Regions from separate parts of the Homo sapiens genome. Here region 1 is linked to region 2. The links are chromatin loops, found by intact Hi-C in ENCODE. Cell type or tissue: dorsolateral prefrontal cortex. All regions are shown on one strand.

Region 1 (8,000 bases), 110 kb after region 2:
CATTTTTTGGTTGTCTTAATGGGAGATTATAGGTTGCTGTGACATCTAGTGAGTAGAGGCCAAGGATGCAGCCAAACGTCCTACAATATACAGGATAGCCCCACACCAAAGAATTATCTGGCTCAAAATGTCAATAATGTTGAAGTTGAGAAATCCTAGTTCAAAAGGCAGAAGACCTCAGTTTTAGTTTCTATTCTGCATCTAGCTCAGAATGTATCCCTGGAAAAATTATTTCCTTTCTGTGATGCTGAGTTTTTTCATGTGTAAAACAAAGGGCCAGACTGTTTTACTGGATGATCTCTAAGGTATTTCTGGCTTTGTTATCCTGTGGATCCTGGGCAATTAGAATTTTATTTGTGGCTCTTGAAGTGGTCTTGAAAGTCCTCATGAATTGTACCAGTGTTTCAAGCAAAAGCAATGGAAAGGTTTTAGAAGGCATCAATAAATACATATAGACACTTCACATATTCTGCAATAGGAAAAATGTCTTTATATCATACTGTATCTGGGCCATAGTGGATGGTTGCTCTTAAATTTTATCTTCTTACTGTAATTAAGTTGCCCATTCTGAACCAGACAATGACTGTGTCCACAGTCCAGCTGCATACTTCATGTTGTGTTGGTGCCTTTGGGGCACCTGTATGAGTTTTGTCTTGCAGTGTAACAAAGCATCACACATTTAGTGGCTTAAAATAATACCCATTTGTTATCTCACAATTTTTGTGCATAGGAGACTGGGCACAGCGTGACTGGGCCCTCTGTTCACAGTCTCACCCAGCTGAAAGAAAGGCTTTGGCTGGGCTGCACTCTCCTCTGGAGCTCAGGGTCCTCTGCCAGGCTCACCAGCTGTTGGCAGAATTCAGTTCTTTATTGTCCTAGGGTAAGGTCCCGGCTTTGTTGCTGGCTGTCAGCTGGGGGATGTTCTCAGCTCCTAAAAGGTTTTGGAAAGATAACAGCAGGTAGTACACATATGCCAAGCACTTTATTTAATCCTGTAAAGAAGGGGTCAGCAAACTTTTTCGTAGTGGATCTAATAGTAAGTATTTTAGGCTTTGCAGGTCAACAGGTGACGTTTAGGCCATTATGTAGGTACTTAATCTAACCATTTAAAATGTAACCATTTAAAAATGTAAAAACCATTCTTAGTCTGCAGGCTCTAAAACAGTGGCTGAATTTAGCCTGTGGGTTGTGGCCTGCAATTCCCTGTTCTGAATAATCCCAGGAGGTTAACGTAGGTATGGATGAAATTATATCCCACTTTGAATGAAATCAACTGAGAGACAGGGCCTCTAGTTTACCTGCCTGGCTCTCAGCATCTAGGGAGGTCTGATTCTAATTCCCAGGTAGGATTCTCCAAGGCCCGGATGACAGCCCCTGTGTGGGGAAATTATTTTCTCATATTCCATGGAGATTCTAACTCTGAGCCTTTCTCTCAAGTCCTCAAGAAAGTGTCAGGGCCAGAAGATGGAAAATCAGTCTAGTCTCGGGCCTATCTTTCCATGTGTGAGTTTCCTTATCTTGTAAGTACGCAGAATATTGCATCAGACTTTTTCTCCCACTTTGGGCAAAGAACACTGGCTGATGAGGGTGGCTGGGAGCAGCTAGGGCTCTTTTGAGGGGGAAATGAGAAGAAACTATGGTGAATATGTAGGCTTTCTTCATCAGAATAACCCTTTATCTCATCATTGATTTCCTTTCCTGACCATCAGAATCACCTGAGGAGCTTTCTAAACACATTCTTGGGCTTCACCCCTTAAAAAAAATTAATTTAGTATGTCTGGAGTAGACCTGGTCAGAATTGGTTTGAAACCTAGTAGGCATTTCTGATACAGGGCCAAATTTGGAAGCCACTCAAGAGGTGGGTGTTTCCCAGAAAAATCCTCTCTGGTGGTAAGAATCATCAGGGGTGCTTATCAAACTAGGAGCCGCCCAGGCCCCTGCCCACCTGGTTATTGTCATCAAGGATGGTTGGGATATACTGCACATTTTTTTCTTTCAATCTCTTTCTACCCCAGATTTTCCACACTTGACTGATACAGCTGGCCTTCCCAGAAATGAGGCCAGTGGGCCTGGGGTGAGTTCTGGGTAGCTATACAGCTAATAAGCACCCCAGTTGAATCTGATGTTCTCCAAAGTGTGGGAACCACTGGGAGGAACAAACTGAGTAAGTGCCCCTGGCCATCAGGTGGACTCAGAGTTGGCTGCTAGTAAACACTTAATTAGACTTTAATGACATTTAATCCAAGCCAAACAGTGTATGTTTGAAATTGCAAAGGTCTTTTAAATTTAGTGGCACTGAACCCAAACACTATGCACAAACACAGTTCAGATTCTGACTAGAGGGCATTATTTATGCCAGGATTAAAAGCAGCTGGTGGCTCGCTGGGTACCTCCTACAAGGCCTTTAGTCCAGGCATGAAGGCAGTTCAGATTTAAGAGTCTGTATTCTACGTCTCCCCTTATATTTCTTTCCCTGGGAACTTTGTTCTAGGCAGGGGCTGTATGAACCAGTCCCAAGTTTGATCTTGATCAAGGCTATCATGAAAGCCAAGATTTCTTTTCTCCTCAGAGGCCTTGGTTATGGTATGATGCAGTGGTTTGTACATATTTTAAGATAATTTTTTTGAAATATAATGAAGGATACAGAACTTAGTGCCGTAAAAAATTCTTGGAGAATTTTACATAAGTTTCAGGGGATTTATGGATCCCCTAAGTCATTTCAGGAACCCCATCTTTAGACTCCACGTAATGACCGCCAAAAAGAGCCTGTGTTTGAAAACAGAGTCAGTATGCCTGTCAGTCAGCAGTCAACAAGCCATACAAGAAATAACAGTTTATTTCTTAGTCTGTGAAATGGCAATGCTAATAGCATGCTCTTTATATCTACAGGATAGTTGTGAAAAAAATATGCCAGGGATGTGAAAGCATCAGGAAGGGTTAATAAGGCTATATTGACACGCACAATCCTGCTATTAAGTTAAAACTTCTTTTTTTCTTGTCCTAAGGCACTAGAGTTTTTCCTCAATCTCATTAAGACATTGTGTGTATATAATCAAACATTTGAAAGAGCATGAAAGACAGAACATTTCTCAATGATCGAATTGAATTTAACACATATTATTGAGTCCCTTGCTGGTCTTTACTCTTGGACACCTCCCCTCCCCCACCTGCCTCCTCTTTTAAACACCTGCTCTTTCTTTGGGTCTTGGCTCAGGTGTCACCTCCTGTGTTAAGCCTTCCCCAGTACACCCCCTCCCTATCCAAGTTGACACATCACCAAAGGACCTTGATAGCATAACCTTGAAACTGCTTGTTCCCCTAGGAGTCTCCTCTCCCAAAGGGGCATCTTGAAGTCAGGGAGGTTGACCTCAATCCTAGCACAGAACAGAACTGTCTGTTAAATACAAATCTACATAAATGAGCATAAAGCCCTATACTTGTTGGCTGAGATGAACGTGACAGAGGCCCTGCCTTCAAAAGTTTTATTCAGAGGAGGAAGGAAGCTGACATGAGAGAGATACAAGAGAGCACTGTGTTGTTTAGAGACTGGTTTGGTGTCCGTTCAACTGGGGACATCAGGATAGGCTTTCTTGTGGGAGATGATTCTCGAAATAGCCATTGGGAGATGACTAGGTCTCAGGGGCTGCATTAAATAGAGCAGGAAAGCCTGGAGCAGAGACACAGAGGGGAGAAAAATGGGGCCTTGTCAAGGTAGCAGCTGTGCAGTCACTTTGCCTGGCACACAGGTCTCATGTGTAGGGGAAGTAGGAGCAACAATGAGAGAAGAGCACTGGGACAAAAATGCAGAGGATGTTCACTGACAGCTGGGATCTGTACTTAATGGAGAGCCAGGAAGGGTTAGAATGGCATGATTGGAATAGAGGCATGGGGAATCAAAGTGTCATACCTTAGCCACTGAGAGACTAACTCTCAATGTTCTACAACTTCTATAACTTCCAGTGGTGCAAAATACTAATTATTTATTTTAAAAATATTTATTAAGCACCTACTGTGTGCTAAGCTCTGTTCTAGAAACTTAGAATATATCAGTAAGCCAAAAAGTGTTCTCTGCCTTGGTGAAGCTTACATCACAGCTGAGGTAGAAGTGGAACACGGACAATAAATAACAGACATAGCAAATTATATGCACGCACACACACATGTATATGTGTGTGTGTATGTGTGTGTGTGTATATATAATGATATATAATAAGTTAGATACAAAATGAGGAAAAAAAACCTGAAAACACAGAAGAGGAGGAAAGGGAAGATTTAGTGTCAGGGTTTGCTTGACTGTGAAGATGATATTGAGCAAAGTTTCGAAGGAAATGAGGGGATGCACCCTGTGCTATCTGGCTCTGATGTTTTCAGCAGAGGCAACTGCCATTGCAAAGGTCTGGCTATTTAGGGAAAGCCTGGAGGTCAGGCAGTATTAGAGGTGGGCGGATCAAGCAGGGCTGTGGGCCATGGTCAGAACATAGGCTTTTCCTTTGTGAAATGGGAGCTACAGCAGGGGTTTGAGCAGAAGAGTAATGTGATCTGACTTACATTGTGATAGGGCCTCTCTGCTCCTATATTGAGAAGAGGTTACAGGGCTCAAGAGCAGTGTCAGGGAGACCACTTAGTAGGCCACTGCAGTAACAGCTGAGAGTGCCAGTGGCTTATATCAGCAGGTGAGAAGTAGTGGGATTGTGGGTGGGTATGTTTGGAAGGCCGAGCTAACAGGATTTCCTGATGTGTTCTATCTGAGGTGTGAGAGAAACAAAGAAGTCTAAGATGCCTACAAGATTTGGCACCTAAACAACTGGAAGGATGGAGGTGTCATTGCTGAGTTGGAGGAAGGATGCGGGTGGAGTAGGTTGGAGAAGGATGACCAGGCATTCACGTTAGAACGTTCTGTCTGCTGTGCCTTATAGCTTCCAAGTGGAGATGTGAAGTAGGCAGTTGGATGCCAAAGCCTGGAGGTTGGGAGAAAAGTCTGACTGCAGAAATAAATTTAGGACAATTGGTAAACAGCTAGTCTTTTAGGCCACGGGACATTCAGATGTTCAAGAGAAGAGATAGGATGAGAAAAGGAGATAGAATAAATGGCCAGTGTGTTAGGAGGAAACCAAGAGAGTCAAGTGTCCAGAAGCAAAGTAAAGACAGTATAGAAGGAGCGTGGAAGAGACTAGTGAGATGCCCACCCAACAGGTCCTTTTTTTCCTGAGCACATAACTAGTCTACATTTCACAGTCTCCCTTGAATTTGGGTCCATCCATGTGACTGAGTTCTGGACGGTGCAATGTGGGTGGAAGTGATCTATGCCCCCTCCTGGTCTAGCCAGTAAGATCTCCTGCAATCTTTGAGCAGTAGAGGACCCCGTAGCCTTCAGTAATAGTGGAACCCCAAGGTGGGAGGATCTGGCTCCTGAATGTCTACATGGAGTAGTACCCTCCCCTCCCAAATTGGAATGTGTCGTGGGCAAGAAACCTTTATTATTTTAAGCCACTGAGATTTGAAGTTGGTTTTTACAGCCTTAAGTGTACTCTGACAAAGATAGGGAGTGATCAAGTGCTGCTGCTAAGTCAAGTAAGATTAGGACTGAGAAAGGATCATTGCATGTAGCAACCTGGAGGTCATGGGTGACCTTGAAAAGTATAGTTTAGGGGAAAGGTGAACAAAAATCTGATTGAACTTGCTCAGTAGAAAATGGGAGGACATTAAAAAGGTGATAGTGAGGCAGGACCCACTCCATTTTTAGGAACATTACTGCAAAGGATAACAAAGAAATAGGATGTTGGCTGATGAGGGAAGAGGGGTTAAGAGAAAGTGTGGGTTTTTTTTTTTTTTTTTTTTTTTTTTTTTTGGTTTTTAAGATGGGAGAAATATGCACATCCTGTGCCATTTGTTGGTAGAAAATGTTAGCTCTTTTCCTGAGACCACGGTGCAATTTGGCGCATGGCCCGTGCCTCTGCCAGTCACCTGGGATAGCTATTTGTTTCTGCCTGAATGGCAAATGATATCATTTTGAAAGGCCTCCTGGTGCCTGATAGATTTGTTAGGGAGCCTGACAGCTTTAATGGACTTAGCTGACAAGACAATGGCTTCTCCTGGCAGTGCTTGTTTTGGAGAGATTCCAGGGATGGTAATGAGCAGTGGTAGGAACAATGACAGAGGAAGAGGAGGGAGAGGCTGCAAAGATTTTGCTTAAGGTAGAACCTGGAGCATGGTAAGAAAATAACCCGCAAGATTCTGTCTAATTGGCAGATGCCAGAGGAGGAAACAAAGTTGCTGGAGAAATGTGTCTCTCCAGGGTCTTGGTTAGGAGGAGGCAGCTAGGACCACTCCTTGAGAAGACATCCTCTTGCAGTTAATCTCCCTAGATCTCTTTCTTTCTGTCCCCCATTTTCAAAGAAAAAGTATCTTTTGGGATACAGTGTGGCATGTTAGACTCAGCTTTGAATTCCTGCTTCACCATTTTCTACCTGGGTGATCTTGAATAAATCATTTAACTTTTCAAATCTTTAATTTCTCTTTCTGGAAGATGGAAATAATATCTGAAATAGCATATGGCATGTGGAAGGTGTTCATAAGTGGTAGTTGTTTTTATTTGGGGCCACCCAAAAACATGTTTTGGCCTAGAGAGGCAGGGCAGGGCACTACCCAGAAGCTAAGACTGATGCCAGACCTCACGGCTTATCATCTGTCCCTTTCTCTCCAAACTTGCACGAGTTACTCACCCTTTCTCTGTGCCTTGGCTCATCATCTGTAAAGTGAGGTTTATCACAGTACCTACCCCACATCCTTGAGGGGAGTATTAACAAATGAATACATGTAAAGTACCTAGTATCTGCCACATAATCACTTCTCAGTAAATTAGCTGTTGGAATTATTTGCATGTGTATGTGTTTGTTTTTGTGTTAATTTGGGAAAAGGCAAATCCTTGGATTAGTTGATTGTAAAAGAAAGGCTTTACTGTCAAGGACAAAACTTGGGAGTGGCGGTAAGCTCTGGAACTAAAGGTAACAGTGTGATGATCAGCCTGTCACTCCAATATGCCCAAATGTCCCTGCCTGGGGAAACTGGATGTGCTGAGGGTAACCTTCTCTCATCTGAAGGGCAACGTGAGCCTTCTTGAGGTCCTTGCCATTGCCTAGGGTCTTATTCCCCTGGTTACTGCCACCACAGGCAGCTGAACTGCAGTGGAGGTTGTAATTGTCAGGTCTGTCTGTCCCGCTGTCCCCCATTCTGGCTATATGAGGCCACTGGGGAGAGATAGTCAATCCCTAAGGACAGTACATTGATGGGCCTCATGACACTATTGACTTGCTAATGATTCTTGAGGGGCTCAAATATGAAAGGGAGTTGGGGAATCAGGAGGGGTGAGGGGAGGTGGGTCAGAGTGGAAGAGGGAGGCTTATGAAAAGAGGGTAGGCATTTTCTGTAAGTTACGGCCCTTGTTCCATCCAGGAAGAGGGAAGACCTATTATTTGAATCTTCACGTTGAGGAAATCAAAAGTCAGATAGGTTAAGTAACTTGCCAAAGATCACACAGCATCCAAAGGTGTTTGCTGGGATTTAACTACCAAATCCTATGGGTTTTATTTCTTTATCATTATACCTACGTGTGGTTCAACTGAATTCAAATGCGTATTGAGCTCTCATGGAGTCCTTAGTGACACAAGGGAGACATAGATGCCACAGAGGCAGAAGGTGTGATATCTGCCTATAGGGCATGCACAGTGTAGATAAGAAGACAAAACAGATGTGCCTGAAGCACCTGAACATGGGATAAATATTTAAGGATTAAGTTAGTCACACCTTGAAGTAGGAGTTTAGAGGAAGACAATTTCCAGGTGCTACATGGTTCACAAAAGGTGGGAATATGGGAGGGAGATTAAACTGAGGCTGGAGAGCAGAAAAAATTAGGAAAGCCACAGAGGAGGTAAGGAGGATTGAGGATTGGGTACAGTTGTTGTTTGGACCTGACCCGCCCCCCACCCACACACACACACAGC
Region 2 (8,000 bases):
CTGGGAGCGTAAGTCCTGTTGGAGGCACAACACTAACACAGAAAATAGGGAACAGTGAATCTCATGGGAAGAGTGGGCTACACCAGCCAGGAAAGACTTCCTGGAGGAAGTGAGGCTGACTGATCCTTGAAGGGTAGGGCAAACTTAGGGTGAAGTTTCTGAAGTGAGGAATCAAGACTCAGAAGCAGGCTGGACATAGTAAGGGCAAGATAGACCATTAAAGGAGGTGTACGGGGGCAGGAAAGGGTACTACTGGTCAGGGGGTCAAAACAGAGCTTTGTGGTAGGAAGTTAGAGGCCTTCAAATGCCAGATTTGGAACTGGGAATCTGATCCTAAGAGAAGGTGTATTGCATGTAGGTAGCCTGGTGATGGGTAGAGGAGTTCTGAGGAACTCTGGGCTGCTCCTACATAATGTGGTGGAGTGGCCCAGACTGACTCTGTCGACAACTGTGTCCCCTGGGGAGGTTGGTGGCTTTCTAGAGCCAGTCACCATTTCTTTATTTTAAACGTGGGATAATGACCCCAACCTCATGAAGCTGCTGTAAGGATTGTTGTGCACAAACATGGAGACTGGTGCCTGATGGATAATCAGTGCTTGATAAACATAAGGTGCCCAACAGCATGAGGCAGACCACACAGAGCAGCTGCGGGCAGGGAGAGATGACTCAGCTGGAAGAGCATACCCTTGGTAATATGTCCTGAACAGACTCTTGAGCCTTAACAAAGCAGTGCAAAATCCAGACACACAGGCAGCCCTCATCCTGGACACCCATTCCTTGGCTGTACCCAACAGACCACTGCTTTCAGGGAGCCGTGCCAGTGAGTAGCTGCCTTCCTTGGGGGAAGGAATTCCTAGAAAACACCAGAGCCTGCCTGGGCGGTATGTGGCAGTCACAGAAGCCCAGAACATTTCATTACCTAAATCTGTGTACAGTTTGAAGACATTTAAAAAATGTTTATGCTGACTTGCTGCACTTCTCTATGAAATCATTTTTTGAAATTACTCAGGAAATGAAAACATTTCCTCACTTTGATATTGAAATGCAGAAGGCGTGGGCCATCCACAGCTCCACTCTGGGCCTTCTGTGGTTCCTCAGGGCCAAACACAAAGCCTCAAACAAACACAGAAGGAACAATATCCCATTAGGGATTTTGTTGATGATGTACTTAAAAGTTATATTGTGTTTTAAAGTTCCATTATGAATGGGAACAATAGCCTCTGTGTTCGCTTTTATTGCCTCACCATACAACAATGCAATTTCCATTTGCTTTGTCTAATTTTCTCCATTCTTCGTGGTATTCCTAGTCCCCAGTCAATGCCCAGTACATAGTAGATGCTCAGTAAATGTTTGTTGAATAAGTAAGGATTCTCTAATTCAAGTCTGGCTGTGCCTCAATCCAGGAAGCTTTACAGAGAGCAGGTCCTGGGATTCCCTACCAGCCCGTTGGATCAGCCCCACCCTCTAAGTCTGTCTGCAAAGGCTGCTGTGAGAATACTTCAGCATCTGGATCCTTGATGAGACTATGAGGCTCCTGAGAGTGCATTGTGTGCCCCCTCAAACCTCCTGGCCCTACTTAGAAGTGTTTAGGAATTGGGATGCTGTCTTACTGTTCAATTCACTGAAGAATCCTCCCACAGTCATCACTTGGGAACACACTTTTGGACATGCTGGATAATTCTGCCAGGAAAAAAGTGAGCCTCTTGATAAAACTGTAAGGATGAGAGACATGCCCCTGTTTTGCTCTCAGTCCTGGGCACAGAGAACTGAACATTTCATGGGAAGAAGCTGGTGTTCACTAAATTGTACTCAGTATTGACAAACATTATCTGTTTCTCCTGGAAGGAGGCTTAGAGTGGGGTGTGTTTATTTTATTCATGGGCAATTAAGTGTTAGAGAGGCTTAGGGTCTTGCTAAGGTTGCAGAGCTGGGAGGCCCACTGATGAGGTCTTTCTTCCCAGGACTGTGCTCCCAGCCACTGCGGGGTGTGCCGGGCTGGTGCATGAGCCTTGGGAAACCATCAGGTGAAGTCACTTTGCAGAGAGCAGTAGGCTGGAAGTCAGAAGACCTCTGTCTGATCCCTGCTCTCAAACCTGATTCCTGTGGACTCGAGCAAGTTAATTACAACACGAGGGAGTTCCACGAACAATGAAAGCTCATCCAGTGCTCACCACCTTGAGAAGGGACTCAGCAATCCTCCTGCAAGCTCCTCCACTCCTTCCCTCCATGGTGCATTTCAGTCTCCAGGGACGGTGACTTGCGTGCTGCCTGGCTCCTCCTACCTCAGGGGTTCTCCTCGCTAAGCATGCTGGCCAGATGGCCAAGAACAAGGATGAGGGGTGAGTGGATGGAGGGTGCTGATCAGCTTTTTTGGAAGCCACTAGATTTATCTTTCCCCAGAGTGTGGGTATACCATCTGGGCCCCTGTGAGGATGTAAGCCCTTTGTTATGCACGGTATTCAAATGGGAGCTACAGAGCTGGACAGAGAGAGAGAAGGTGGGGAGAGAGAGAGGCTTTAGGCCCATTTTGTTACTGACTCCCTCAACTGCAGCACGGCCCAGGCTTCCTTGGGTGCGGTGGGGCAGGGGTGTCGCCTGCTCTGGTTGCTCCCTGAGCCATTATTTCACAGATATTAATTAAGTTGTGAAAGGAGTGTATTTAAAGTCCAGTAAATGACAATTGAAGTAATAAACAATGGCACCAGGTCATGGAGCCAGGAGATGGCTCAGCAATGATCTGTACCCGCCATGGCCTGAAGGTGTCCTCACTGCCTTCTTGTTTCATCCTACCCCCCAGTTAGCTGTCTCTTCCTTTAGCCTCTCTTCCCTTCTCACTTGTACCCTGGTTCCTTCCCCTCCCCTTCCCACTTACCTTCAATATTGGAGTTTAGGTCCCCTCTGCACATTTCATATTCTTTGCTGAATTTCAATGTCCCCTAATGCCAGTGACTGAGGGCTAGCAGAGGGTGGGGTGAGCTCTGCCTGAGCATTCACTGTTCTTCACTGTGGCAGGGTTGGGGACATAGATCTCGTAATTTTAAGATGGGGTGGGGAAAAACCATGGTGATCTTCCACTCTATCTCTCCCCTAAAGAAGGATTTTCCAATGACCAGTGTGCAAAATTATTTTGAATGGCATAAGGTGAACATGGCTATTTATAGGTATGTATTTAACTGTATGTTAAAATATGTACAATTAGTATGTCAAACCTACTATTTCTAAGTTACAAGTAGTAGTATCTTAAGGATAAGTCGTTAAAATGAGTTTATTCAAAGTCTAGTAAAAAGAACAGGAGTAAATACAAGTAGAGTCCAGATATGGCAAGAACCCTCAGAGGTAATATGGGAATGACTAACGTGTTGGAACACTGCCCGGGGGAATCTGAAATAGGAGAGCTCATGGCTGAGAGGACACAGTTCCTTCTGAAAGCAGCCCATGTGTTCCATATGAGAAATTCAAATTCGTCTCATTAATAGAACTTGGACTCATTTTTCTGTCACTAATATCCTTTTCATTTCAACAGACGTTAACCCTCAACCCCAATGCCAAAGTAAAACAGAAACACATCCTACACACATTTGACAGTCAGATCTTCCCTGCTAAAAACATCTTTTTTCTAATCCAGTGGGGTGGGGAGTAGGGTAATTGTCTTTATTTAAGGTCAAAGACTCAGGAAGGGGCAGAGCCAAGCGTCAGACCTGAGTCTGTCTGGCTTTAGAGACCATGCCCTTTCTCCTACTTTGCTAGAGGAGCTGTAAAGTCTCTTCAAATTCTATAAAATCTATGACTTGAATTAAGGATATTTTAATTTTTCTCCATGCCCTTTGAAAAATAAAACTGACCTTATATTTTCCTGGGGCTGGCTGATTCCTTTAACTCTTGCAGGCATTTTAATTAGCATCAATTCCATGTATTCAAGGAAATGAATTTTTATTTCAAATGGTACAGGAACCTCTAGAGGGAAGAAAGGAAAAAAAAATTAGCAAATGGAATGTTCAGTGCTCAAAACTCTTTCTAATTTAAAAATGTAACATCATAAGTGCCTAAATTAAACAGCTAGGGTGCTGTGCAATACTAATAGTGTATCCTTTAGTCTGCAGCAGCAGTGGCAGACAAAGGCTGGAAAAAAAGCAGACAAGAGCCCTCCCCAGTGTCTGTGCCCCCAAGTTATACTGTCAGGGGGCTCTCCTTGAATATGGAAATTGGCAATTTTCTGAAGTCTGTTGAGCACACTGTCTTCTGCTTTGTCAGAGGTTTCACTCATAGCAAACTGACTTTCCGTAAATTACGTTATAATACGTCAAGGATCGTACTGCAGCCAGGGCTTTGTAGTCATTGCTGGAACCAGCAGGAGTCAGTGGGACTTCAAGGTCTCAAAATGACTTAAATTAAGACCAAGACTGATTATAGAACTTTAAGTAGATTTTATTGATGGCATGATGCTCTCAGCTTGTGAGAGTCTTGTAGTATTCTTAACCCTTCAAGAGTCTTTCACAAAGATTCTACTAACTTAATTTCTCTACCCCTTTCTGATTAGTTCTGTCTCTCCCTCAACACCGTACCAGAGCTGCTCATATATTAAGGATGTCTGGGGGCTAGGAGCGTTAATGGCAGTGAGAATATTAATAGAGTGGTAGAACAAATAATAACTCATAACATTGACTTTTGTTCTGAAAGTTCTTCAGGAGCTACTGTCGTGGGGAGGACAGTTTCTGAAAAGCTGCCTTGTCAAGTGGGTATGGCCCTCCTTTATTTCGATACTCCAGATTGCTTAACCATATTCTTTGATGCCCTCAGGCCAAATATCCAAAATTAAAAATTACTTAGCTCTTACATACCTGTAGTTAACAGGGACATTGTATATGAATGTTTAACCCAGGAAAGCTCAGTGCCATTAGTGGAGAACTGGAGGAAGCAGTTGGCTATCTACAATTACTCCACTTCTGATCACGTCATGCATTTTCTATCCTACATAATAATTTGGATCAGGCTTTGGCATAACTACTATTATTCTATTCCAACTACAAACATCCCCAGTTCTCATAAAGTGTATGGAGACTTTTCCTGCATCCTGATTATGAGTATTGGTCACATGACACTAAATTTTCTGCACAAAATGAGAGAGGAAGAGTGCTTGGAAGCAAACACCTGGGGTATTGGGACCATGTCAGTGACCAGTGACGAACATCTGTGTCTCTTTAGTGCTATGTTTTCAAGGACGGTGACAGCCATTCCAAACCCCGTAAATTAGTGTTAGGACGCGCAAGTAATTGAGTTACAAGCTGGCACCCACACTGTTGGTGAGTGGGTAGCTGTTTGTTTGTCTGTGATGGGCTCTTGTTTGCAGTGATTGTGCAGTTTTGTCAAGTTGCTCTCCTAGGAGATAAAGCACAATGGGTAGAAGAGGAAATTTAAGGACACTGGATGATGATTTACTCAGCTTCTTGGAAAAACAAGAGCGCCTTTCTCAGAAAAGATTCTAAGGGAAAGTAATTTGATTTTACCAAATGACTGCAAAGCCCAGTTTTAGAGTTCTCTGCTTCATCATCCTCATGCCTTCCTGATCCTGAAATCTCATTTTCTCTTCAGTGTCCAGTGGTTTCATGCTGTCCCCAGCTCCCCAAACAGCAGAGGGCATAACTAATACTGCTTCTGACTGCTTCCTGTTTCCCTCTCTGGCCAATTCTATCTAATGCAAATCATGTTCTGCTTAGAAGTTCCCAGCTTTTGCAGTGGAAGGTTTCCGATAATTCAATTGGTATTAATGGTTTATAATATGTTACATCTCTCAAGAGCATTTGTGACGTGCCAGAGGATAAATGTCATCCTTGGAAGGGATGAAGCTCTGTTGGTAGATTTTGTGGCACTGGAAGTAAGGTGCTGGGAGAGAATATCTTGGCGGGAGTGCTTTCCTGCTATTGTGTTTTGTTTAATGATTTGTCCCCATTCTCATGACTACTCCTGGAGATAGTTATGAAGAATTCTTCTAGGTCATGAACCAGGACCACATCAGCTGGGAACATTAGCTGGTCATGTGCTTCACTGCAGATAGAGATCCATCAAAGCCTCTTTTGAAAATGCCCAAAGCTAGATGTGGCCCATATGGGAAGCCTGGCAGTTGCCCCAGGCTCCTGATTCAGAGTTGATCTTATTTTATCTCACAAGGGCTCTGTGATCTCTTCGTCTGGAATAGGAGGCTGTGCTGTGGGGAAGAAAAGATAAAAAGAAGGAGTTCATATCCCCTTGGAATTAGGGTTCCGTGTGAAGAGACATGAAAGAGGCAGTAGGCAGAGTAGCTATAGCCACAGCCTTGGTGTAGCCCGCTGGGTTCTAGTTCTTGCTCTGCCATTAACTCTGAGTGGGCAAATTCCTGACTAAACTTGGGTGCAGATCAACTCCTTTCTCTAAGCCTTGGTTTCTTCACTATAAGAACAGGTGTTGGACCAGCTTAGCTCTCAGAACTCTCCCAGCCCCAATATTGGGTACAATATTATAGAATTATTTTGTCAAATGAGTGGACACTTTTTGAGTATTGATAATGTGCCAGGGGCTTTACATATATTTTTCTAATATAATAACAACTATATTATTACCTTCACTTTATACATGAAGATGCTGAGCCTCAGAGGGTTTGGGTGACTTATGGAAGATCACAGAATGGAAGTACTGGGACTAGGGACTGCCTGTCTCCAAGCACAGTGGTCCTGTCCTCTCTCTACCCTACTTTTAAACTGAGAGATTTAGCAGCCATTTGGTTTGGATTTTCTGTTGGCTTGCTACAGCACCCCCTGCTTTACTTTCAGCCTACCATTTTTCTTGCGATCACCTTGATGATAATAATGCTCACAGCAGCCAATATACTTCAGCTCTAACTATGTGCCCTTGAAGAGCTTACAATCAAGTTGAGGAGATAAGACATACTAATATGAAACATTAGGTAAAAATCACACAAATCATTCAAATGCATACATAGTTGTATATGAAACCATGTTGTTCCCACTCCATGTGCTTTCGAATTTTAGAAAAGAAAATGATGGGGGCGGTCAGAGAGCCCACGTATTACCTCCTCCTCTCAACTAGCGTCAATTGCAGTGCAGTTACTAGGCTGGAAGGTGCTGATATTAAAATCTACAGATGGGATCCATTGAATAATTTGTGTAGTTGTACATTTTTATTGTCACAGGTGTTTGGAGTTTTCAGTAAGTGATTTAAGATTAGGAGATAAAGAATGTAATTATTTCCCCCAAATGCAAATGGGCAGCTTTGATTACATTGGATGTGAGTTCTCGTATTTTTGTTCTCCATCTAAAATACAAATGAAAGTTTATTTCCTGCTATTCGTCCCAGAGAAATGAATTTTGTAAATGCCTATACAATGCCATGATATAAGACATTGGACAGAGTATTCCTGAAAACAGCATTGGGGAGATAATACAAGCTGAATAAATCTGTCTATTCAGCATAACAGCCAAAAATGGTGAGACTGTAGAGTGAAGAAGCAGAGACAAAAAACAAAACAAAACAAAAAAACTTTATTTTATGCAAGCAGGAGAGCTAATTGGAGGTTTCAAGAATGCCACAAAGCAAACCACAGTAAGTATCACAACTCAGGTGGATACTTCTACAACCTGGTAGACACCTATTTCTGCAAATTCCTGTCATTTTTGTAACTACACCAGGCCTTCCACAATCCAAGTTGTAATCTTCTACCAACTTCTGCAAAGATGGTACAATCTGCAAAGTTAGAATAAGCCTTTTCCACACCATTAAATTTTAACATTTCACAAGTACTTGGCTACTAACACAGCATTACTTTTAATGAGAAATCTCAAAGCTGATTTCTCACCAGCTGTCACTGTTGAATTGTTTGATGTTAAATCCTTCAGCAAGACTGAGGGAGACAGAGAAAGAGCTATATAGTGACATTAATTGCTTAATCAAAATATGTTAGTTTGGAAATGTATAGACATTGCATATTTACTATTTTGAAGGCAGTAAAT

Evidence for each region. Hi-C counts contacts between places; a loop is a spot of excess contacts. Peaks named below come from ENCODE experiments on the same cell type or tissue, not always from the same donor. Only the 100,000 strongest peaks of a DNase experiment are listed, where the experiment ranks them.
Region 1: a loop joins it to region 2, with 2.1 times the contacts of the local background. A loop is called at or near these places in 2 of 110 quality-filtered maps.

The regions. Positions count from the first base shown.
Region 1 is chr3:140,197,644-140,205,643 of GRCh38, forward strand. All of the region lies in intron 2 of CLSTN2 (calsyntenin 2), which reads left to right. Among named protein-coding and RNA genes, the nearest start is that of CLSTN2, 270 kb to the left of the region's middle. RefSeq lists enhancers at 1,020-2,219, 6,399-6,971, 6,972-7,543. In dorsolateral prefrontal cortex, no CTCF peak of the experiment used is centred here; a DNase peak (open chromatin) is centred at 748; H3K27ac peaks cover 735 bases.
Region 2 is chr3:140,090,603-140,098,602 of GRCh38, forward strand. All of the region lies in intron 1 of CLSTN2 (calsyntenin 2), which reads left to right. Among named protein-coding and RNA genes, the nearest start is that of CLSTN2, 160 kb to the left of the region's middle. In dorsolateral prefrontal cortex, a CTCF peak has its summit at 5,639 (motif pointing right); DNase peaks (open chromatin) are centred at 794 and 3,375.